Linked DNA regions of Mus musculus: region 2 is linked to region 1. A link is a loop called in an ENCODE intact Hi-C map of the cell type or tissue named here. Cell type or tissue: left cerebral cortex. All regions are shown on one strand. Links, peaks and the distances in the headings refer to the core of each region. The heading gives the core; the rest is flanking DNA.

Region 1 (12,383 bases), core at 2,092-10,091:
ATCTTGGCATAAACAGATTGAATATAGAACTGCATTTTCTTGTATGGGTGCCTGAATATTGTTTCAAATGTCTTATATATAGGCTATTCCAATCAAACTTGCCCATGATAGTTTAGAGGATCTTGAGGTGACTCGCTATCATTTTGCGATGAATGGAAAGTCATTTTCGGTGATACTGGAACATTTTCAAGATCTTGTTCCTAAGGTAAGTAATGTGAATTTTTGGATGTGTTCATGAGCTCACTGTGAACAGCAGCATGTTAAAAAAAAACAATGTTTGTTTTATAGTTGATGTTGCATGGTACTGTGTTTGCTCGAATGGCACCGGATCAGAAGACACAATTGGTGGAGGCATTGCAGAACGTAGAGTAAGTATTGATGGGCTTTTATGGTTCTTTTCTTACGAATTACAATTTCACTTTCAAATTCTGGATGGTAACTGATATTTCTTTATATATAAGCTAAGTATCCTTAATCCAAACACCTGAAATATGAAGTGCTTTAAAATCTGAAACTTTTTGAGTGTCACAGTAGAAATTGAAGCAAATATTTTAAAATATGAAAAATTCCAAAAATCTGAAACACTTCAAATGAAAAGTATTTAAAGTATGGGCACATGCATGTGAATGTCTGTGTGTAAAGAATTGTTACCTATCAAGTATGTATTTTTAAAATAAATTCACTGACATATTTATCTGGGTAATGTATCCACAGTTCTTTCTTAAGGTTGTACCCTCATTAATTGGTGCTCTTTTTAATTGAAATGTATGTACATGTATGTTCTTTGTTACAAACAAACCTACTCCCCGTTCCCTGTGGTCTTCCTTCCGCTTCTCCTCCACAATCAGATTTATTCTTTCTTCCTCCTTCAACCTGATTTCAACTGATTTGTCCACTTAGTGCTTGTATGTATATGGGTGTATAACAAAGAAGTGACTTTATCGTTTGAACTTCGGGGTTTCAGGCCTTCAACTCTCTCACACAAATGCATTTGGGTCATGCGTGGCTTTGGAATTTTAGTAACTAGTAATGTTTGAAGTTTCCAAGGGAGAAATCTTTACTCATAACACCAAAAACTGTTCAGGTTCTTACCTTGCCCTCCAGGTAAGGAAGTTGAGACACCAAAATCATTTGTCCATGTGCAGCTCCACCCAGTGCTGTGAGGAGAACAGCAGTGTCTGATGACCTGGTATAAGGAGGACCACTTGTTTCATTTGTGTGTTAGCTCTCTGAGTCTGCTGGAGGCGAATCAACTTCTTTATATGTGAATTGTAAGAAATTAAAGTCTTAAAATCATTTTTCTTTTCTTAGCTACTTTGTTGGGATGTGCGGTGATGGTGCAAATGATTGTGGTGTAAGTACTGTTTTTGTGATTTATTTTGTAGTTTTTTAGCCTGAATCATTCACTGAATTAATCAGTTTTTTTTTTTAACTGTTAGGCTTTGAAGAGGGCACATGGTGGCATTTCCTTATCTGAGCTTGAAGCTTCCGTGGCATCTCCTTTTACTTCTAAGACACCCAGTATCTCCTGTGTGCCAAACCTTATCAGGTAATAAAGATCTGAAATTTTTATATTTTTTGAAGAGACCTTTTTAAAAAAATATGTCTTGCCTGAATGAAAGCATATGTACTGTGTTTGTGCCTTGTGCCCAAGGTGATTTATCATAAAAGTGTTTCTGAACCCCTGGAACTAGAGTTTTGGACACTTTTCAAGTTGCCATATAATATAGGTGCTATGAATCGAACCCCAGATCCTTTGGAAAAGCAGCCAGCACTGTTACTGCTCTTCAGCCCCAGAGAAAGCAACATTTCCACTATCCCCAACCCCCACCCCTTTGTAGCAAAGCTGGCCAGAAATTCACTGTGTAGCCTGGATGGCCTTGAAATTGCTGGGTTTGTTTGTTTGGTTTTTCAAGACAGGGTTTCTCTGTATAGCCCTGGCTGTCCTGGAACTCAGTCTGTAGACCAGGCTGGCCTCGAACTCAGAAATTCGCCTGCCTCTGCCTCCCAAGTGCTGGGGATAAAGGCTTGGCCACCACTGCCCAACAGCCTTGAATTTGTGATCCTCCTGTCTGTCTCGCCTTCCAGTGGCTGTGAGTACAGATGTGAGAGCTAGTATTCCTGGCTCAGAGTTTTACTATTTTATTCTGTCTTGTACTTGACTGTAGTAGAGTGAATTATCATGAAGAGCAACAGAACTTGTTTAATGCCAAGCCGTGGTTGAGCCTATGACACTCTTCCAGTTGTATTGCAACATACATTTTTTGATGGCCGAGAACTTTGTTGTAGATGTGAATGGTGATGTTTATCTGTCAGGATGGATGCGTGTTCTGAAGGACAAGCTAAGGTGCTGCCAGTCACATTCAACATTCTTATTCACAGGGAAGGTCGTGCTGCTTTAATGACGTCCTTCTGTGTGTTTAAATTTATGGCGTTATACAGCATCATCCAGTACTTCAGTGTTACTCTCCTGTATTCTGTGAGTACCCACACCACGCAGACATGTACTTAATGGTAAAGCACCAAAGATAGTGGGCCCGTGTCTTTGATTTTGAACACATGACCTAAAAAGGAAATTTATGCAGTTTATATAAAATTACCTTGAGGATTTGGGATACATGTTTCTTAAAGCCTTGCACTCATGGCTACAGCTTTGTGTGAAAAAAAAAATGTGTTATTTTGTTTGTTTGGTTGGTTGGTTGGTTTGTTGTTGTTCTTGTTTGTCTGTAGATTGGCTTTGCCTGTTCTGGGCAGGATTTCAAGTTTGTAATCTCATTATGTGGTTGAGGAGGGCCTTGAAGTTCTGACTGCTGTCACGCTAGGGATGGAGCATGTGCCATCTGTGTTACAGTTACAGGTCTAGTCAGCTTTGCTATGCATTTACAGAAATTTAAAAAAAGACATTTTGGTCATAAAACTATGCATTCGTAGAATGTAGACAGTAGTTGTGATAGGTTACTCTCTTACATTATGATTAACATGATTGACCTGTAATTTCCTGACTGACACTGTAACATTCTAAAAGTATCTTTGTGAACACTTCCTTTTATTATTTTCAGAAGTATCAGAAGGGAAGATTTTAAATAAGAAGAAACACTGACACTTGAATACTGAGTATTAGAATGTTAATTTAAATATTTTCAGTAAAAACTTGTTGCCAAAATTAAAAATGCTTTTGACAAATTTTAAAGTCAGACCTTTTATACTAAGATTTGACTTTGAAGTTATGTAAATAGGTTGTTATTGGTTAATTCCAGAGTCAGATGTTTTAAGTATGTTTCTATTGCTGTGATGAAACATCATGACCAAAAAGCAAGTTCGAGAGGAAAGGGTTTATTTAAAGGCTTATACTTCCAGATCATAGCCCATCCCTGGAGGTAGTCAGGATAGGAATTGAAGCAAGGCTGGAGTGATGCAGAGGCCATGGAGGAGAGCTGCTTACTTACAGAATTCAAGCCCACAAGCCCAGGTGTGACGCCATCCACAATAAGCTGGGCCCTTCCTTTATTGATTAGTAATTGAGAAAATGCCTTACAGTTGGATGTCACAGAGGCATTTTCTCAACTGAGGCGCCTTCTTCTCTAGCTTGTGGCAACTTGACACATTAAACTAGCAAGTACATACCATTTTGAAGGTGTCATTCCTGGGGAAAAACAAGACTGTAATCTGGTAACAGTGCTATGAAAATACTCTTAAACTTTCACAATTGCTTTTGTAGATCTTGAGTAACCTGGGAGACTTTCAGTTTCTCTTCATTGATCTGGCAATCATTTTGGTAGTAGTATTTACAAGTGAGTATTTTGCTTTTTTTGTGTGTCAGAGCATACAAATGTTTGAAATTATATTAAATTTTGGTAAATTTGCATCAACCATTTTATGAGTAAGTTATATTGGTCTAGTTTTCCTGTATATGTTTTATTACTGGTTTATATTTTTGCCCTATCTGTTTTCTAGATTGGAAGTGGGGTTTATCTAGTGTCTGTCTCTGTTTCTCTGTGTCTGTCTGTCTGTCTGTCTCTCTCTCTCCAGTTTTTGGAATGATTTACTTACACCAAAAGAGCCATAAAACACTTAACTGCTTACCTTACCCTTCTTGCTCGAATAATTATCAGGAGAGTATCCAACTCAACAATTATGTATTTGATCCTTTCTGCATTATTTTACTATCTTACTCTTAACTAATGATGTTATTTTTCTTCTTTATTGAAAATAGATTCCCTTAGTCCAAATCCTTTCCCGGGTCTCACCTGACCACTTCCTTTCCCATTTCCACCAGTCCCTAGACCAGCCTTAGAATCTATTCTATTTTCCTTTCCCAGGGAGATCCATGCTTCTCCGTGCTTCTTCTTCATAGTCCTCCTCTTTACCTAACCTCTCTGAGTCTGGATTGTAGCTTGATTATTATTTACTTAACAGCTCTGATCTATTTACAAGTAAATACAGACCATATTTATCTTTCTGGGTCTATGTTGCATCACCCAGAATGTTTTTTTTTTCTAGTTCCATCCACTTGCCTGCAAATTTCATGATGTCACTTTTTTAAAATCGCTCATATCTCATTGTGCAAATGTGCCAAATTTTCTTTATTCTTCAGTTGAGTGCCATCTAGGTTATTCTTAGTTTTTAGCTGTGGTAGATCAAGCTACAGTGAACATGGTTGAGAAAGTGTCTTTATGGTAGGATGGAGCATCCCTTGGGTATATCAAAATGCCAACTTTTATTTTGAGACTGGCTTTCTCTGTAGTCCTGGTTGTCTTGGAACCCGTTCTGTAGATCAAGCTGGCCTTGAACTCAGAGATCTGTCTGCCTCTGCCTCCTAAATGCTGGGACTAAAGATGTGTGCTTCCACCACCCTGCTTGCCAGATAATTCTTTATAGACCTTGAGAGGACAATTCTTCATATGGAAAAACAAAAGACCCAGGATAGCCAAAACAATCCTGAACAATAAAGGAACTGTTGAAGGTGTCAACTATTTACCATCCTTGATGTCAGGTTATACTACAAAGCTATATTAACAACAGCTGAATGATAGTGATGTACAACAGACATGTTGGCCAGTGGGTGATAGTGCATGCCTTTAACTCGGGCTATGAATTTCTCAAGGGGTATTACAGTGCTAATGCTGTATGTGCCCTTGTAGATTCTTCCTGTACAGAGAAACAAGATGTTAGTTTTTACTAGTGTTGGTACTAGCATCAAAATAAATAATAGGCATATGGCTTCTTCAATTAATAGGAATTTACAAATCTGTCCATACTGGAAATAAATATCTGGGAAATAAGTAAAAGCTGTTGAAAGAACTTGCTAGCTAATATGAGGACTATTTCATTTGACCATGAAGAGATCCAGGTCTTCTTATTTATATTTTAGGAAGATAATTCTATGTGGAGAACTATCCTGTGCATTGTAAGGTACACAGATGATCCATTGTTTACTGCATGTCTTCAATACTGTCAAAATTCCAACTACTTGAAATAGAGCCCTTGCCATATCTTTCCTGGGGTGTTAAAATTACCTCTGATAAGAATTACTGAATTAAAAAAATGGCTTAGTAGACTAGTCAATGACTAAGCAAAGTTTATCAAAATTTTGTAACAGTTGATGATATCAAAAGATAAATTTAGAAATGTTATAATGGAAAACTTGGTAGATCCCATGTGCTATCAGTTGGACTAATTTTCCTTTGAGTTACTGTTGTGTTCATAGAGCTTCAGACATGCTAGTATATCATTTAACTGGGGCTTTTTTCTCTTTCATCTTTATGTTACATTATGTTATGACACAACATTACATGGTTTTGCTGGAATTACAGGTGTGCACTACTCCCACACATTGCTTTATAGTTACTAGTTTTACTGGTACTAAGATTTTCCATGAGTTTCAGTGGAAAGGTAACCGTTACTGGAGGCATTTTTGAAATTAGAATTCTGAAAATTCGTTTACTTTTATAGATTATTTTAAAATGTATGAAAATTCTCACTTCCAAGAGTATTTAATTATGTCTTAGTAAGAAATTTAGATACAATTTTTTGTCCTTTCCTTTCAAATATAGTGAGTTTAAATCCTGCCTGGAAAGAGCTTGTGGCACAGAGACCACCTTCAGGCCTTATATCTGGGGCGCTCCTCTTCTCCGTCTTGTCTCAGATTGTGATCTCCGTTGGATTTCAGTCGCTGGGTTTTTTCTGGGTCAAGCAGTATAAAGTGTGCGATCCAAATTCAGAGTGAGTTGGTCGATCCATTGTAACAATTGTATAAGGTGACTATAAAAAGATGAGCCTTGAAATGTGTATAGAACTTGCAGCTTTTTTAAACACCTCAATAATTTTGTCTTTTTGTCATGATGACTTCTGTCTTTAGGAAAGAGTGTCTTAATTTTCTGTTCATCAGTACCACAGCCAAGTTATAAGGAAAAGGGCTTCGTCTTACCTCTGGATTGAGAAACTCATACTGTCTTTTTTGACGGTAGTGTTTCTAGCAGATGTTTCTAGACATCACACATTGAGAGACCTATTCTGATATGCTCCCCATTTCTCCATTATTACATGAATGAATTAATCTACCCATGGGGGCAGAACTCCAATCACCTCTTAAGTTCTCACCCAGTCTCTGCTTTTGCCTCTCAATGAGGATTAAATTTGAGTATAAACTATAGAAGACCATAGTAGAAAGTATCTAGGCAAAGAACCTGAATTTGCTTCTGAGACTTGCTTATCTCTAAAATGAGAAAAATTAGCATCAGGGTTCAGGAAGACCCTGATATAGTATAATGCTTCTAGGTTTTCTATTTCCAAGTTGAAGAAACACTTTTATTAAACATCATTTTAAAACATCCTGAAAGAATGTTACGTATTTACATATGAAGTCTTCTACTGGTTACAAACTGTAATGAATTAAATAAATGTGGATAATTTTGTCAACTCTTCAGTTGTGAATATTTTAATTTGCTTGATTGAGATTATCATTAACATTTTTAGCAAATTAAAAAAAACAACATAGTTTTCTTAAATGTATATAGGCATTGCCCATGCAAAGGAATGGACAAAATTGTTTTGAATCTTAGTGTCCATTTATAGAGGTTTAACATCTGTGTTTGTTGCAGTAACATTACTAATTATGTATGCCCCACAGTACTGTATACTTAGAAAAGGAGGGCAAGCCCTGACTAGCAAACATTGAAGGTTATCTTGTTGTCAGGGCTTGGCTACATATTAGCACAAGTCATCCTACAGTATAACCCCAGAGAAGTATGAGCCCTAGGTAAAGAAGTACAGTCACATGCATTAAGTAAGATAGTGTATCCCCGGTTAGCATGGGGTAGGTAGTACTACATTAAAGACAGACTTGTGGTCTGTTTACATTCACTCTGCTAAAATTCCAAATATGTTTTAAAATTATTTGATTATAATTTTAACTGATTATAATCTATAGCTGAAGGGTAAAGAATAACCTTCTGTGTATCCTCTGTGTTGCTGCACCTTTTGCTATGAATAGCATTTTACTTCTTTGTATTGTAATGATTTAAGGCATCTAAAATAACATTGGCCCCTTGGGAATATGCTGCTGTGTTCTTAATGGGATCTTTGTGTGTTCCAGTGTTTGTAATACAACAAGAAGCGCATGTTGGAACTCGTCACACTTATACAATGGGACTGAACTCGATTCGTGTAAAATACAAAATTATGAAAATACCACAGTATTTTTTATCTCCAGTTTCCAGTACCTCACAGTGGCGGTTGCCTTTTCAAAAGGAAAACCATTCAGGCAGCCTTGCTACAAGAATTGTAAGTGTGACATCATGATTTCCACCTTTCTCTTCCTTTACAACATTACAGAAAAGAAACCTGATCTTGGCAACATGCCAGCAATCCTACTTAGCCACATACATAGCCAGACCCTTCTCAAAAACAAAACTTAAGGGAAAAAAAAAAAAGGAATAAGTGAATTTAACTGGCAATTCTTTCATGGAGAGGCAGGTGTTTAATGTTTGGAATATTTACTGTCTTGTCACTTTCATGACCATTCCCACTCTTACGTTTAGATGATTCTGGTTTTCATAGCCTGTTACTTTGGGCCCCTTTTCTTTCTTTGAGTGAGTCCAGAGAATTGGGATTGGAAGCAGGGACCTGTAGGAGGCTCTGGGGAGACAGTAGGTGTGCTTTCCTCTTGAGTGTTCTTCACAGTATAGCTGCCTTACCCCTTACACTGTTGTCAAGGTCAGGGTCTGTAGAATTTCTAATTTTAATCACTTTTGCTCCCCATTGCAGAAGTGACCAACAGATTAGAGTTCTGTGTCTCTCTATGGGTTTCAATACAAATATCCAAAATTTTAGCTTTATAGACAAAACTTGGTTCGACATGTAAGTTGCTAGCTTTTGAAAGTAGAAATGGGAACAGTGAAATGGCTCTGAAGGCCACCTGTCCTGCCAGAAAAGCTTGACCTGAGTTCAGTCCTTAGAACATGTAAGTAAAACTGCAAAAAGAGACTGAGCTACATACACACAGATGCCTGTGACTTCCACATATATCCATGGTGTGTGTGCCAGTTGACACACAGTAATAATAATTTTAAAAATTGAAAACATTAGTTGATAATGGCTTTTGCAGTGTCATGGAGGAAGTGACAAGTGTTTGTGTGTAGCTGTGAAGAAATGTCATTGTTGAAGTCAAATGCCAGGACTAGATTTTAGACATCAGATGAGTAATACTCATTGGAATCTCATTCTCATTCTGGATTTGAGAAGCATTTCCACATGCATGGGTCCTCTCTGACCATATGCGCATGTGTGAACAGGTTAACATCGAAATAGGTCTTACTGGTAATTTTTCTGTTTTAGATATTTATGAACATTCATGTTACTTTGTAACTGTAACTGTTACGGAGATCTACTAGAAGCACGCCATGCTGCTTAGAACACTTTATAATATAACTAATGCTAACGTACTGAAAAGGTGAACCTTTTTGGAGGGGGTGAGTGGAGGCAATATTAGGGCTTAAACCCTAGGGACTCCCACCACAAGCTAGGTACCTATCATTGAACTATATCCCCAAGTCTCCTCGCTGTGGTGTAGCTTATGTAGGTTAGGCTGTGTAACTGAGCTTACTCGGAGCTTGTGCTAGGACTGCAGATGTTTGCAATCCTAGCACACATGTAACACTAGGGAGCTACCCTGGGCATAACACTTGCTGGGTAAAGCACTCTTGCAACTGAGCCACATCCCCAGCCCTTCCTTACTTAACTTTTCTTCTTTTTAATTAATATTATATGTGGAAGATAGATGACACCTTTTGGAGTCAGCTCTCTTCCATCTTTTACATGAGAGTCAGATTAGACTCAGGTCACCAGGCTTTGCAGCAAATGCCTTTACTCGCTACTTTTCCTTAGCAGATTTTGTACTTATAATTCTCCTGCCTCATTCTCCTGAATTTTGAGATTGAAGATAGAGTGCTGTGTCCAGAAACAATAGTTTTCTTTTCTTTTTTCTCTATTTTGATTTTCTCTATAGTTATGAAGAAACCTAGCCCCCAGGTTGGTATCAAATTAGGAAAATTAGCTGTAGTGATCTAAGAATACATTCTACCCTATCTATACTTACACTTTCGTGAGTGAGTGAGTGAGTGAGTGAGTGAGTGAGTGAGTGAGTGACACGTCAAGCAGGGACAGTTGTAGGGGTGAACTCAGGAATGTACAGATTTCCAGGCAAGTACTCTACCATAGAGCCATACCTAGGTTTGTTTTTGTTTTGTTTTGGCAGAGCTGGGTTTAAAAGTGTGTGCCCCCAACCCCGCCACCACCTTGCTCAGTTTTAAGCTACTTGTTTTAAAAGTACATCTTTTACATGATTGGGAGACTTCAAATTTATCTTCTCATTTAGTTTTCAGTTGATTCAAATAAGCACTTTATTGTTGACAGTGGCACTGATTTAAGTATACTAAACTATTTCAGCAGAGATATCATAAAAACACTTTATTTCCTGTAAGCTTTGTTCCTGCAGAGGGTATAGAGGAACCAATATAGTTGGCCATATATTTCTGCTAGTTTCTCTGTTTTCCTGTTAGTACTATAGATTGCCAGTGAAAGTCTTAGAACAGTTCTTTGCTAAGGCTATTCAGTTGTTCTCTAGATCTAATCAGTGTAATATATTATTATACTTAATTTGAGATTTTTGTCTGTACTGTTATTAATATTTGTCTTGGGTGTAGAGGCAATCTTTCTAGAGTGATATTCGCTTCTAAAATTAAACCTACTATCAGTGTAGCTTCAGTTTTCAACCTTAGTTGTTATATATGCATAATTGTGTTTGTGCTTCCATTTCAAGTATCATGATGGTTCACACTTAAGTCTCAGCTATCATTTCTCACCAGACTTTGCTTCTTTGTTTGAGGCAGGGATCTGTAGCTGAGGGGGGCATTGACCCTCTGATCTTTTACCTCCAAAGTTGTGGCTTTGAAGCTGTTACCACTATGCCTGGTAGTTTCAGTTTTGTCACAGAAACTGGTTGGATTTTTTGGTCCTTGTGGAATTTGGTTTGTTTGTTTGTTTGTAAAATCCAACTTCTGTCTTTGCCTGTGAAGATGTTATTACTAAATTTAGTGGTCAGAGTTTCGCTATGTGTTCCTGGCTAGCCTGGAACTCAAGATCTGTCCACATCTGGAATGCTGGGATTAAAGCATATGCCACCATTATCTGACATATATTTAAGGTTGAAGGGAATAGATTTAAATGTATCTAATAAATCTGGAGGCGGAAGAGGAGGAGGCTATGCAGGATGTCTTATACTGTAGGTAATAACAGTATATGCTTTTTATATTTCATGAACTTAAATAGAGGTATTCAAACCAAATTGTATGTTTGAAGTATTTGTATGCTTCTTGGTGTTTGGCACTTTTTAATTTAAGGGAAATGCCTAATTTTATTGTTTGCTTTTCTTTTCCAGATTTTTTTGTTATATCTGTGATTATTTTGTATGTTTTCATATTATTCATCATGTTGCATCCAGTTGCCTCTGTTGACCAGGTTCTTGAGGTAAGGCTAAGCACTTCATTCATTACTTGTCATGGTTGATGGGAACTGGGAAACAGTAGTAAGACATTGATAGAAAGAAAGTCATTATTAGTATCATGTGGAGTGTAGACAGCTAAATAAAGATTAAATAAACTACCTTTATTTTTTCCAGTATTGCTTCTTTCCCTATATCTAATATATAGTTGTATTTACCAAAAGACACTCTAAAAGAATGGGCATAGTTAAAGTAGATTTTATTGATTGATTATACCTGTGCAGTTCATTGACCCATCCTTTCCCATGTGTCTTCTGTGGTACATCTGTGATGTATCAGTTCCCAAGTGTGGACTTTGTGACTTTCATCCTGTTGGGAGCTTTATATTTTGTGTTTTGAGTTCTCTTTTATCTTTTTTCTTTGGTAGTATCAGATTGTCCAAATTATTATGACTTTGTTAGGAGTCTTTATGTATTTCAGATCAGGACTTATGCTGCAGCCTCTTGTTGAATCATCAAGATAGTTTTATCTATTGGGTATTTCTTTTTAAATTTTAGATTGGGCTTGTTGGGACCCAGGAAAAGCACTTAGGGTTAGAGTTGAAATGCTCAATAAATTCAGAATACAATCAGTTCCCTTTTCTGTGAGCAATACCTGTTTTTCATGTTGTGTTAGTTACTTCTCTCGTTCCCATGAATAACTGATGAGGAAAGACTTATTTTGGTGCACTGCTGAGAGATACTGTCTTGTCAGGGTAGGTGATGAGTACTAGTAGAAGTTTGAGGCAGTTGGTCACATTGCATTGGCAGTCAGGAAGCAGAGAGAGGCTCTGTGCTGACTGCTTTGGACACTGGCCAAAGAAGTTTCTTGGACCAAGATTGAGAGCAGCCCTATTCAGTGGAAATAGACATATTTAGAAGGCTCACATCCATTTATTCAAAACAGTAGGATTAAATTCCCCCTAGGGATTGTGACCTGGCCAAGCCATGGACCAGGTTTACAGCCATCAAGTTTGCAGTGAGATCTGCCCTATAGAGTAAGCCTGAAATCTACTCAGAGTAGTTGGTTACCCCAAAACCTTTGTGTACTAACTAGTACATAAATCTTTGCATTCCAGGTCCACTGCTGAATTTTCAGATCAGTTTCAGCTTGATTTCTTTGTGTTAAAATTGAAGTGTTGTATCTTCAGCAGTTGAGTCTTCTAGCTGTGGTGAATGAGCAGTGGTTGTAGTCTGTGTTGGTGGAGGGACCTCTAGGGAAATAGCCCGCACCTGACACTGAGAATATCATATATTTTATGTCTTCTGGAGGAAGCAGTGTTCACCTCTGCATGGTACTTCATTCAAACCCATTTTTTTCTTAAAAACAAAACATATATATGTTA
Region 2 (12,383 bases), core at 1,491-9,490, 720 kb after region 1:
CACTCTGGCAGCAGACAGAGGCAGGTGATCTCTGTTAGTTCAAGGCCAGCCTGGTCTACAGAGTGAGTTCCAGGACAGGTGAGGTAACACATAGAAGCACTGTTTAAAAATGCTGCCAATTTTAAAAACAGATTTCACAAACACACCTGTACCTCCAGTGCTTGCGAACAACTTGGAAATGATCAAGTCACACTTGCACAGGACGCCACTCGCTGAGCCGAGCAGGGTTGGCTCCTCTAGGTGACCCCTACACCCCGAGTCTGCCAACACATTTACTTCACTTATTTTAACCAATAACACATCTGAGCCTGCCTGCTGCTTCCACACAACTCCAAGCTGAAATGGTTACTCACTGAGTCCGTCATCTTTACATTTGTGCCTGTAAGCAAAGATTCCTACCAAGGCTTCAAGCACTAAAAGGTATTTATAAGCTTTGTGGTTCGGCTAACTTTTATTCATCTCAGCTGTGAAAGGCAGACCACAGGGCAAAAGTAATTACAAACTGAATGGACATCTAGATGGTGGGGTATGGGGTTTAGTTTTGCTTGCTGTACACTTGAGGCAAAGCCTCCCCAGAGTTAGGGTTACAGGCAGGCACCACCACACCCTGTGAAAGATGGGAATGAGCATATAGCTTCGTATCCTCAGCAGCTCCACTCCTTCCCTCAGCATAAAGCCCAGGGCAGAAAGTAGAAAGACAGAGTTACCAGTGCCATGGTGACGATGACTAGTTTCACCATTGCAAGTTTGGGACATTTGTAAATGTCCCATCTCAGGACACACCCAGAACACTGTGAAGAGGCTCCCCAGTTATTTTCATGGTAAGTCAAGAAATGACCAGAGTTCAGAACGTGCAACATAGGCAGAGGCTGCAAAGGCTGCTGGGAGCAGACACACACACACACACACACACACACACACACACACACACACACACACACACACACAGCCATTATAGAGGCTCAGGAAGGCAAGAACAGTGCTGAAGAAGTCAGCTTGGACAGGACAGCCTATGCCATTTCCAAGGCAGGTATGAAAGATAAAATCACTAAATCACTTTTAGTATTGACCACAAGGTTTTTTTTTTTCCAGGCAGGGTTTCTCTGTGTAGCCCTGGCTGTCCTGGAACTCACTCTGTAGACCAGGCTGGCCTCGAACTCAGAAATCCACCTGCCTCTGCCTCCCAAGTGCTGGGATTAAAGGCGTGCGCCACCACTGCCCAGCTGACCACAAGTTTTTGAGCAACTCTTCTGAGTCCAGGACAAACTGGCTCTCAGCTGGAATGGGAGGCTGGACAAACGCTGATAATGTAGATAATCCTGAGTGGTTACTATGAGTGGGCAGGTGTTACCTGAGTATTTTACATATTAACTCATCTAATTCTGATAGCAACCCTGGCAGGAAGGCTCATTCTCAGATGAAGCGGCAGGAAGGTTAAGCAAGTAGGGCAGCTATCAGTCTTCACGTGGTTGGGCAAAGACACCACGGGGCAGAAATGGATTAAGGTGCTTTTATTTTGTAAGCAATTCCTAGTCAACACTAGTGAGACCCTAACTGAATGCACATGTAAGCGTTACAGGTCCTGGAGAAAATGTAAACGCAGTAATGTTTAGTCCATTTACAGAAGCTCAATTCACAGGTCTAAAATATTTCACCTTCAAGGCAGTTTTGCTGGTTGTATTAAATGATATCTGTGGCAGGAGAAGCAAGGCCTTCTGGCATCCTGCTTAGTAAGCTTTCATGTTAGCAGCAACTGAGAACAATGCCAAATTAGCTCCAGCAGAGAAGCAGGAGCCGAGCACACATGAAGGGTTATGGCTCCAGAGGAAGACAGTGACTGTGAGGGTGGACAGACCCACAAGCCACAGCACCTAGGGCCTCCAGACAATGCTTCTTACCCAGTTACATTATATCCTAACCTCGACTGCTTTATTAGGAAGCTGCTTGTCAGTCCACTGTTTAAGCTTGATGTCTACTGTGGTGTTAAATGTTCCCGAATTCATGGTCTGGGCAGCTGGAAGGTAGATGTTCTCAATCACATGTGTTGACACTCGTTCCCACAGGGATTGCTGCAGGATTTCCTCCCTGAGATTGAAAAGAAGGGTCAAGAAAGCCAATATAGCATGAAACGTTTGTAAAAACACGAGCAGCAGCAATTACCTACACATACTTGAAGGGTTGAAAAATTTGAGATATGTATATATCTATGAATCAGAGAAATCAAGAGATAGTTTCTATCATCTATTTTGAAGGATATTTTGTGTTAAGAGTGATATATTTTTAAATACTACAGGCTTATTAGAAGATAACCGAGGCATGAGTAATTTGTTAATTAAAATACACTTAAAAATTTCCAGTCTTTTTATATATAGTTCATTTGAACGACCTGTAGTCTGTCTTGCTGTTGATACAAGGTTACCCATGGAGCACAGGCTACCTCAGAATTTGTGTTTCTCCTGCTTCTGGCTCCTGTGTGCTGTGATTACAGGCATCTGCTATCATCTAGTCTGTTTGCTTTTAATGCCCTGTCGCAATAAGTTTAAGAATGCCTATATTTAGGCTGGAGAGTTGGCTCAGTGGTTAAGAGCACTGACTGCTCTTCTAGAGGTCCTGAGTTTAATTCCCAGCAACCACATGGTGGCTCACAACCATCTGTAATGGGATCTGATGCCCTCTTTTGGTGTGTCTGAAGACAACTACAATGTACTTATATATAATAACTAAAATTAAAAAAAAAAGAAAAAAGAATGCCTATATTTACGTAAACATAAATTGAAGATGATAAATTGAAAATGATAGCTTCCCATTGGATTCATATGACAAATTCTCAAAGGGATCAATCTACTACTTAAAAAAGAAATCTAAGTAGAAAGGAATTTAAAAAAAAAAGTAACACATAGTGGGTCTGGAGAGCAGGTGCTGTGGTTAAGAGCACTGGTGGCTATATCAAAGGACATGAGTTCTAGTTTCAGTATCCACAGGGCAGCTCAGAACTGTATGTAACTCCAGTTCTAGAGGCTCAGGGTTCTATTCTGGCCTCTGTGGGCAATAGATACATTCAAGCAAAATGCTCGTATACATAAAATTAAAAAGATGTTATTGTGCACAGCTCAGCACATAAACATTACAGAAATCACCAGTTCTGCTCTGAAATGAGAGCTAAAAAGGCATATACCATTTTTCTTTTACAGAACAATGTTCTCTAGGATGCTATTCTCCATTAGTAATAACCAGTCCTGACTAGTAATTTTGTGGCAATTTCATGAAATTATGTGTAAATGACTCTACAGAAACCTCAAACCTGTGTCTGTTAAGATAAGCTGAAGGCAAAGCCAGATTCAATAGGAGCCTTGAGTAAGCTACCGTGTGGCCATTCAGTTGACAGTCTACAGCTGCAGCTGTGTTTTAAGGAGACACTTCACTCTCTGGCCTACTTCACTGTGAACACCGGCAGGAAAACCCACTGCTTTCGTCTATGCTGAGGGAAAGCCATGGAGGAGAAGACGAGCACTCACCAGTGCTTTGGCGTGACCTGGCTCAGACTGATGACCTCATCGAGGATCTCATTTTTAGCTTTTTCAAAGAGTTCATTCTAGGCAACAGAGATAGAAATTAGCACTGTCGTGAGACACTACATTTGTCCTGTCATGCCCTTCAGAGATACCCAAAAGGAGGGCACAGATAGGGTGGTCCCCCAATCTCCTTTAGGAATGCCATTACTCAGGTAAGGACTGAGAGGCAGGCCCACTGTCTACCCTTTTCAATTCTCATTGCAGTTTTTAAAAACATTTCCACATAACAATTACTAAAGAAACAACACACAAATCAGTGATCAGTAATATTCAGTTAATGCTGGGTTGTACAACTAATGCTACTTTAAAATCAAAGAAAAAGAATATTTAATTCCCATTAAATAGACCATATTTCCAAAGTAAATACCAAGAAAGTAAAAGGCTAATATATAGCTAAAACCAAAAATGAGATTACATAGGCATACATCAATAAGACTACTAAAAAGTTCATGCCTTTCTCAGAAAACACTTTAGCATGTTTTATACCTTACGGTCCCTGACTATTTGAAATGTTACAATCATTATTATTATTATAGAAAGACAACTCTTCCTAAGTAACCATCCATACAACCACAGAACTCAGCTCTCAGGGCAACAAGAGCCCTGACGGAACAGTGAGTGAAGCAGCTGCAGGACCCGCCTGAGGGGCATTTGGACCATTACCCTGTCGAGCTCTCGCAGGCGCGGGTAGTTATTCTTCCATTCCGTCTCTAGGTTAAAGCGCGTGGCTGTGGAGAAAGCAAGATGCTCAGGTCCGACTGCCCCATCTCCAGACACAGAGGTTGAAGGCCTACTTCTCTATCTTCTTATTAGCCAGGGTTCTGAGAGTTTCTGCGCTCCAACATTCTGAATTTTATTACTACAGTTATCTAAACTCTTTGCCTTACTTGTAGTTTTATCTGCTTCATTTTACAAGTCCACAGCTGTAGCAGTTTAGTGCAGCTGCTAGGAAAGTGAAGTCTGGCCCTGTAATTGAGATCATGGGTCTAATGCTACTGACACTGGTCAGATAAGTTACTCTGCATCTTTGCCTTCTCGTCTGTGAAATGGAAATAAAGATAACACAGACTTGCTGTGGTTCTAAGTGGAATGAATAATAAATCCCCAAGGGCAAGTGGGGAGAACCTATTCCCGCTGGATGAAACTACAGAAGTAGACTTGGTGCAGAGGGTGGCTACAGGGAAACAGTCCAGTGTAGGGCTTCCCAGAGTCTCCTCTGTCAGGGAGGGTCCAAGTTCTCTACATGCCACTGAGCTTTCTCTCAACACTACCGTAAGCCTGCTGCTTCTGACAGGGAAAGTCAGTTCTTGTACAACAGAGGGTTTGCGTCTCTCCATTTTCAATATATTGTCCAAACGTAAATCAAGTACTTGCAGACTGAGAAAGGAAGTAAAAACATCTGCTGAATTTGGAAGACTGTCAACTGTCACATGGCTGGATTTGTAGACTTGCTTTAAGAAGGCAGCTTACCTTTAAAACTATCAGCCTGTTGTTCAACTGACTCTCGAACCATTTTCCAAAAGCAGTCTGACACAGCAAGGCTGAGATTTCTCGTGGTGACCTGGTGTGCCTTTAGCATGCTTGTCCTACAGGAGACCAGAGCTAAAGTGTGTCAGAATGACAAAGGAGCGCTTACCTCACACTAACACTGCCCCGGCAGGCTTTCTGCCGGGAAGAGAATGGGTCTTGTCTGAGCTGTCCAGCAAGGCAAGCAAGTACTGAGCTCTGAAGTCCGTGACTGTGGGGCTGAAGGGATGGCTTTTGTCTACGAGACACTGGTCAGTGTGGTGAGTGCACGTGACCAGTGAGCACAGCAGTGGACAGTATAGTACTACAGGCTTGTGGCTTCCGTCCCAGTAAAAAGAGAATCCTGGGCAATGCTTGCAGGACTACGTGTGCAGGAACGATTCTTACTTCTGGACTAATCTGAGGCAGGCATGTTTCTCTATTTCCAGACCTCTATGTAGACATTTTCTGTATAATTCAATTGCTCTTTTAGTTCTTCCATTTCGCTTTGTGGTTTAGCATCTTACTTTTCTGTCAGTTGCTTCCAGTATCTACTTAGGAATATCCTGTCGCCACCTCCCACTCCAACTTTTTCTATTATTATAAGAGGAGTGTGCACACATTTTTTTTTATGTGCACACATTAAAAAAAAACATTAATTAAAAAAATCACTTTCTAGGGAAAACAACATGAGAGGTGTGAGAATTGTCTCTGCTCACATCCACAGAGGCAGTCTACCGTACCATGTGATAAACTGCTTCCAAATCTGTCTAAGAGTACTCAAGGACAGCCCCATTAGACATGCACCCCCACGCAGATAAATGGCTAACAGTAAGCTAACTGCTATAAGACATGATTGATAAAGCGGAAGCAGTTCAGGGTAACAAGCTCTCATTGTAAAGTCGTTGAATATTGTAATATGACACCTACTTTAGCAGTTTTGAATTCTGAAAAAATTCCTCTTCATACTCTCTTATAGCTTCAATACTTTCAGAGCTGTTTCCTAGGAAAGATTTTCATCAAGAAAATTAATCTTTATTATCTGAAACAACAAAAACTAAAAGTAAGTTATAATAATCCACCTTTGCATACCTTTTCCTGTTACGACAGCAAAATAACCCAGAGCTTTCATTGGGAAGAGCTTGCCTTCAATTATCTGTTGTATCTATGTCAATAAATTGGAAAAATAAATGTGAAATATAGGCTCACTTCACTTTTCAACGTACAACATTCGATTTAGAAAGCAAAATGTTAAAAACTCTAGACATGTATTATTTACTAGCATACGCATCTGTACTCAAAAGCATACAAATGTGCTCTCATTGTTATCTGAGGGAAATAGATTTACCATAGATATGCTGAAAATGTCTTATAAATGTATATACATGTTTATACGAAGATTAAAACTGGAATGGTTCATAGTGCTTCTGGTCAGACCCTGTTTGGGGTTCATCCTCTGCCATTCACTAGTATGTGACCTTAAGTAAATGAGTCATTTTAAATAAAAGGTTATAGAGGTTTTAAGATAATGACACTTAGTACAGTTGATGGCACAGAGAAGCACTCAGTAAATAGCTTTATTACTTTTCTTTATAGTTTCTTTGAATATTTAAAAATTTAAATCCTATGAAATTAAAGAATTACATTTGTTCTCTGTATATGTATGTGTGAGAATTCTTATGGAGAGAGGAAAACAACTATGGAAGTTAGCTCTCTCTTTCTAGGGATCCAACTCCTGTCAGATTTGCTACAGCGCCTTTACCTGCTGAGACATCTTGTGGTCCCAGATTACCTGAATTCTAACTAAGTTGGATTGCTTTTTATTCATTTTTCTTCATATCTACTTAAAGTAACATATTTTGGTGTTCAACTCTTTTAAAGATAAAAATCCTTTTCTGAGTGTGATAAAAACTATGGAGTCAGGACTCAGGAAAGCACATATTCACATAATCCATCATTCACACATGATGTGAGAATTTCTTCTTCTGGAGATGCGTTTAGATTAACACTGGGTGAGACAAGTTAAACCTGGGCTGAAGACTCAGGTCATTGCCACAGAAAAGCCTGAAGTAAGCTTCCATGGCATCTCAGATGAATTTCGAAGTGACTACTCCAGAGGAAAAAGGAATGGAAGCAACAGGGGAGAATAGAGGTTGCAGACACTAATTCTACCTAGCTTCGCCTTCTTTGCATGAGGACCAATACTGCCACAGCAATACTGCCTTGTTCTTAAAAATAAGGCAGACGGGTAGAGGCTCAAAGACAAATTGCTACAGCAGGCCTGAGGGGACAACACAAAAGGCCTGCTTGCTTTCTTTTGTCTGGCATTCTTGGGCAAGTAACACGGTATGTGCTAACTAGTTTTCTTCTAGGACTTTGAAATTTTGGCTACACCTCTGAGAGAAGGCTCCTGGAAACCAGAGGAGGATGCCTCTAGCCTGTATCCAGTGTATCTTCTCCTTCATGGCTCTGTAATGAATCTTTGAGGCTAGTATGACTATGTGGCAAGCCATGGGAGTCTGTCAAAAGAATCACTGCCTCTGGGGACCCTGACACAGAGGAAAGTCCCACAGGTATAAGGTGGGAAAGAGACATCCGAAGCAGTAGCAGTGGGGATGAGAACCCAACAGCATTGTTCTACAGGCAACTCTAATAGAATATGAATTTATCATTTGTAAACAAGCCAGGTACATAACACTTGGTGCTGGAGAACCATTCTAATTACTGAGCATCATTTGACTATTAACTCATCACAAACTATGAGATCATATTATAAATGTCTTCATTCCTACCAGATGAGGAGCCTAAAGCACCGAAAAGCTGAATAACTTACCCCAAGATCACACAGCAGCAAATGGTAGTGCCAGGACTTGGAGCTAAGCAAATCTCCTTCAACTTTACCATGTGTACCTTAAAGAGTACAGGTCTTAAGCCAGACCTGCCCCAGAAAAAGCCTACATTTTCAACTCGAGGGAAATAGCTGAGTTGGTTAAGTGCTCACCTTGCAAATTCAAACACCTAATTGAGATTCCCAGAATCCATATGGGGAAAACTTAGCCTGTGTACCCTCCTCCCCTCCTCTTATTCTCACCCTGCTTGGACTGGCTACATTTTTTTCTGCCAGGTCTACTTTGGTCAAAACAAATATGGTTCTTCTTCCATGAGGATCCATTTGACTGACCAAGTCTGTAACAATACTGCGCTCAGCATCTACGGATCCGTCTGAAAAAGAAAAACAACAGTGTAATCATTACTGATTATAAACATTTAGTCATAATATATTTATTTTAGGAGTGTAGCCAATAAAAATTCCAATGATGAAAAATAGCAGAAACTTCCCAGCTTAGATCCCATTTGTTGACAGAATGAATAGGAGAGGTGAGAACATGTCTGCCACGTGTGCTTATATGCATACGCTGCTGCCATGCTTCAAGAGCAAGAGGAAAGCATGGGGCAGTGAGAATCTGCTGGGGTTTACCTTGGATGCACAGGATGATGGCGTTAGGATTCTGCATGTAAGCTTTGCTGATACTGAAAATAGTTTCCTTTGTGTCGGGAGCCATGCCTGATGTCACGGTCTTGAAGAAAAGGTTTTAAGAGTCATTACAGATAGCTTTCCGGGCAGGAATCAAATGGGAAGTATCTTGCGTATGTACTTACGTTGATGACACCAGGCAAGTCCACGAGCACCATCCTCTGCAGCCCAGGGCCTTTGACATTTAGAGATATGGTCTATTCAGGAAGAGAAAGAGCAAGCTCTTGGGGTGTCTTAAGAATATTAAATATTCTGAAAATTCTCTATCTTCTTCATTTAGATATTTATTTCAGAAAAAAATCTATTTTCTTTTGGTCCCATAGAAATTATTCTAGAAAATTCACCCCACAATGATGTTTGGAACATTTAAAAACTCTGCTGAGTGTGGTGGCACACGCCTTTTATCCCAGCATCAATGAGGCGGATGGAGCTCTGTGAGTTCAAGGATAGCCTGGTCTACATAAGTTCTAAGTCAGCCGGGGCTGAAAAGTGAGATTCTGCCTCAAAAGAGAAAAGTAAATTAAAAACTGAAAAAAAAAATGTATCTATACATGTTGGAATAGCTATAATCTAAATATCATATTAATATCCATATCCATATTATTAATATCCATAAAAACTTCATAAAAACCCAAATCTTGGCTGAAATGAATTGCTGGCCTTACCTCGGGGCTAACAGTACAACCTTCTTTCACATTTTTCCTCATTCGGAGTTCGATTTCATGTCTTAATGCTGCAAGCTATTAATGGAAAAGAACAAAGTCCTAAGACAATTATCATGACAAATACTCCACTTCATGGGGTTCTAAGGCGACATAGAAGAACCTAAGGTGAAGTCTACTTACATCTTCCTCCTTGGTGAGATCAAATTCCCGAGAGCTATCTTTAAACAAGGCCACATGGTGAGGGCCTTCACTGAGAGTCACCTGAAAGGACAGACATACACAATGATACCTTACAGTAACATTAATCACAGCACCTGGACAGTCCAGACAGGGCCAATCCCTGCACCTTCATGGTATGCTCAGGTGCAGTCAAGCACGGTTGCTCGGCACTGTCACTTTGAAATGAGATGGTGGCTTCTCAGTCTTTTAGGACCTAGTGCTACTGGCCTTTTTGCCTTTGGGCAATACTCTGAAGACAAGCAAGAACAGAAACCAGCTCTCTACAGCTTGAAGAATTCAAAGAGAAGCCAACATTTAATTTGAGATGATTTCAGGGAGAGGACAGTTCATTTAGCCACCACTGTTCAGTAAGTTCACTACACAGATGGGGTCACAGATGGGGAAACACAGGGCTGACTGCCTCTGCTTCAGATCTCACCCCACAGACAGGCAGAGTGTGGTCAAAGCTATGGTACCACAGCACAGACTGACCCTGGCTGCCAGGAGTCACAACAAACTTCTTAGGAGAGGCATTGGGGAGGAATAGTTCACAACAGAAGTGACAGCGAGTCATTTTACAAGGGCTTCCAAACTTGATGTCCCTTAACTTTTAATGCATATATCCCAAGGTATCATAATTATACTATTTAACTTTAAAAATGTATTTGTGGGCTGGAGAGATGGATCAGCAGTTAAGAGCACTGACTGACTGCTCTTCTGAAGGTCCTGAGTTCAAATCCCTGCAACCACATGGTGGCTCACAACCATCTGTACAGCTACAGTGTGCTCATATACATAAAAATAAATAAATAAATCTTTAAAACAATGTATTTGCTTACACTGAGATAAGCTAAGCAAGTTACACAAGAAAAGAGAAACCAGCTGCTGGAAGAACTATCCCAAAGGCCTTGGGGGATTGTCCCTACAGCTATTTTCCTTGGAGTACTTGCTGATCTATGGTGCTGGACAAAGGGCTAAGAAAAAAGCTTAAACTCTATGACAATTGCACTGTCAAACAAACCAAAATAAGTAAACAAACAAACAAACAAGTAAATAAAAAAAAAATTGGAATTCCGGGTGTTAAAGCAATTCAGGGTGTTAGCACCTCAGGTGCTAAGATCCTAGCAAAAAATGAACTGCCGAAACGAATCACCCAAAAAATGAATCCTTCATCTTATGTGCTATGTCCCTTCAAGACAGGGATATTTAGAAACCAAGCAGAAAGCTGGGTTAAAGAAGCCAAAATGCTAAGCCCAGATTTGCCAATTTCACTGCTCTCAGGAGACACAAATAGGAGTTTATCAACAGCAGGCAATGGCTTGTCTGAAGGCAACCTGCCTCCCAGGTTAATTTCCTGAAGTATCACACACAGGAAGGTGACCTACCACCAAAATAAACTTAATTAAAACATCAAGATATTTGTTTATTTGGTAATTTGGCTGCACAGCTCTCAAGTGTTCTATATATAATACCACAATGTCAAAAGTTTACTCATGCCTGGTAGGTCAGGCTGGCACATATTAAGAGCTGAATAAATATTCATACTTTTTTTTGTTTTTCGAGACAGGGTTTCTCTGTATAGCTCTGGCTGTCCTGAAACTCACTCTGTAGATCAGGCTGGTCTCGAACTCAGAAATCCGCCTGCCTCTGCCTCCCAAGTGCTGGGATTAATGGCGTGTGCCACCACGCCCAGCTATAAATATTCTTAATAAAAGAGTCTACAGCCATTTACTTTCTTCCTGTCTCTATTGGTGAGTTGTTAGCGGTTTTATATATTGCACGGCTTACTTACATGCACACATGCATACACACACACCCCTCCACACACACACACACGCCCCTCCACATAAACCCCCCCCCCCCAAAACTCCTTTATCCCAGTGACTCTGTTCTTGTAATGGTTTCCTCCTACCATTTTTTTCTAGCTTAACAGATCATGATAACCGGCATATAAATACTATAGGAAACTATCTACATTTGATGACACCACTTGCAATATTCTCATTTTCTGAGAGCAGCCTCTTTATGTGTCTTATTCCAGATAATATCAAGAGGCCTTCCAATGTCACGTAGACAGCCACTTCCTTTACCACCTCTCTTCACTCCCTCTCAGCTCTGGACATGTGTGTGCCCCTAGCTGTGCCCCCTACTAATTCCCACAGTGGGACTAACCCCCAAGGCTGTGTGAGAGCCCCCTTTAGCTGTGTGAGAGCCGTCGGTGGGACGCCTCCCTCCCTTCCCACCTTCACTGGAGAGCGTGTCATCATCTCGCCGGACCCTCTCGGGAAGATCCGGGCCTGAGCAATCATTTCCAGCACACTGGTTTTCCCAGCACTCTGATCTCCAACCACAACAACCTATCACAAGACAAGGAGCATACATTAGTTCTCTTCTGATACCAAATTAAATGTATGTAGGGTTTGAATGTTATCATTTAAAACATATTTTAAGATATTTAGAGCCAAAAAAAGTGTTTGTTTGTTTGTTTTCTTTTTTTTTTGAAAGAATGAAGTTTGATGCATGTAGGTACTCTGGAGATACATATAGCAAAAGAATTAATTGGCTCCACTATTTACATTCAAATTTTTGTTTTGAAAACTATGCCAATTGAAAGTTATTTCTAAAACCAGATCATTAACTTTCCACAAATATTTTCCATAACCAGTTTACATTTTACAAACATACTTTTGGATTCTGTTAGACTAAATTTCATCCAAACGTTTACAGTTTTTGCCTAGGTATTTTAACACTATAATGAATGTATAATGGCAAATATCTGACATTTTTCTTCCAAAACATATATATTTGCTTTTATGGTCTCCAAAATAAGGAACGAAGCAATGCTTTGTATCTGAGGTATCATGGGAAATACAGAAATTACTATGA

Evidence for each region. Peaks named below come from ENCODE experiments on the same cell type or tissue, not always from the same donor. Only the 100,000 strongest peaks of a DNase experiment are listed, where the experiment ranks them.
Region 2: it touches region 1 in a loop (3-fold over the local background); 2 of 42 quality-filtered maps call a loop at or near these places.

Annotation. Positions count from the first base shown.
Region 1 is chr16:30,327,598-30,339,980 of GRCm38, reverse strand. Atp13a3 (ATPase type 13A3) reads left to right here. Exons shown (of 34, transcript NM_001128096.1): 23 at 83-205; 24 at 289-368; 25 at 1,312-1,354; 26 at 1,440-1,549; 27 at 2,383-2,479; 28 at 3,719-3,791; 29 at 6,054-6,222; 30 at 7,595-7,782; 31 at 10,937-11,025. Among named protein-coding and RNA genes, the nearest start is that of Gp5, 23 kb to the right of the region's middle. In left cerebral cortex, for the core only: no CTCF peak of the experiment used is centred there; a DNase peak (open chromatin) is centred at 6,170.
Region 2 is chr16:29,607,824-29,620,206 of GRCm38, reverse strand. Opa1 (OPA1, mitochondrial dynamin like GTPase) reads right to left here. Exons shown (of 29, transcript NM_133752.3): 9 at 11,741-11,854; 10 at 9,459-9,539; 11 at 9,279-9,353; 12 at 8,739-8,810; 13 at 8,557-8,656; 14 at 8,170-8,300; 15 at 6,171-6,243; 16 at 6,009-6,081; 17 at 5,043-5,158; 18 at 4,236-4,300; 19 at 3,516-3,592; 20 at 1,920-2,085. Among named protein-coding and RNA genes, the nearest start is that of Opa1, 35 kb to the right of the region's middle. In left cerebral cortex, for the core only: no CTCF peak of the experiment used is centred there; DNase peaks (open chromatin) are centred at 5,031, 5,354 and 5,703.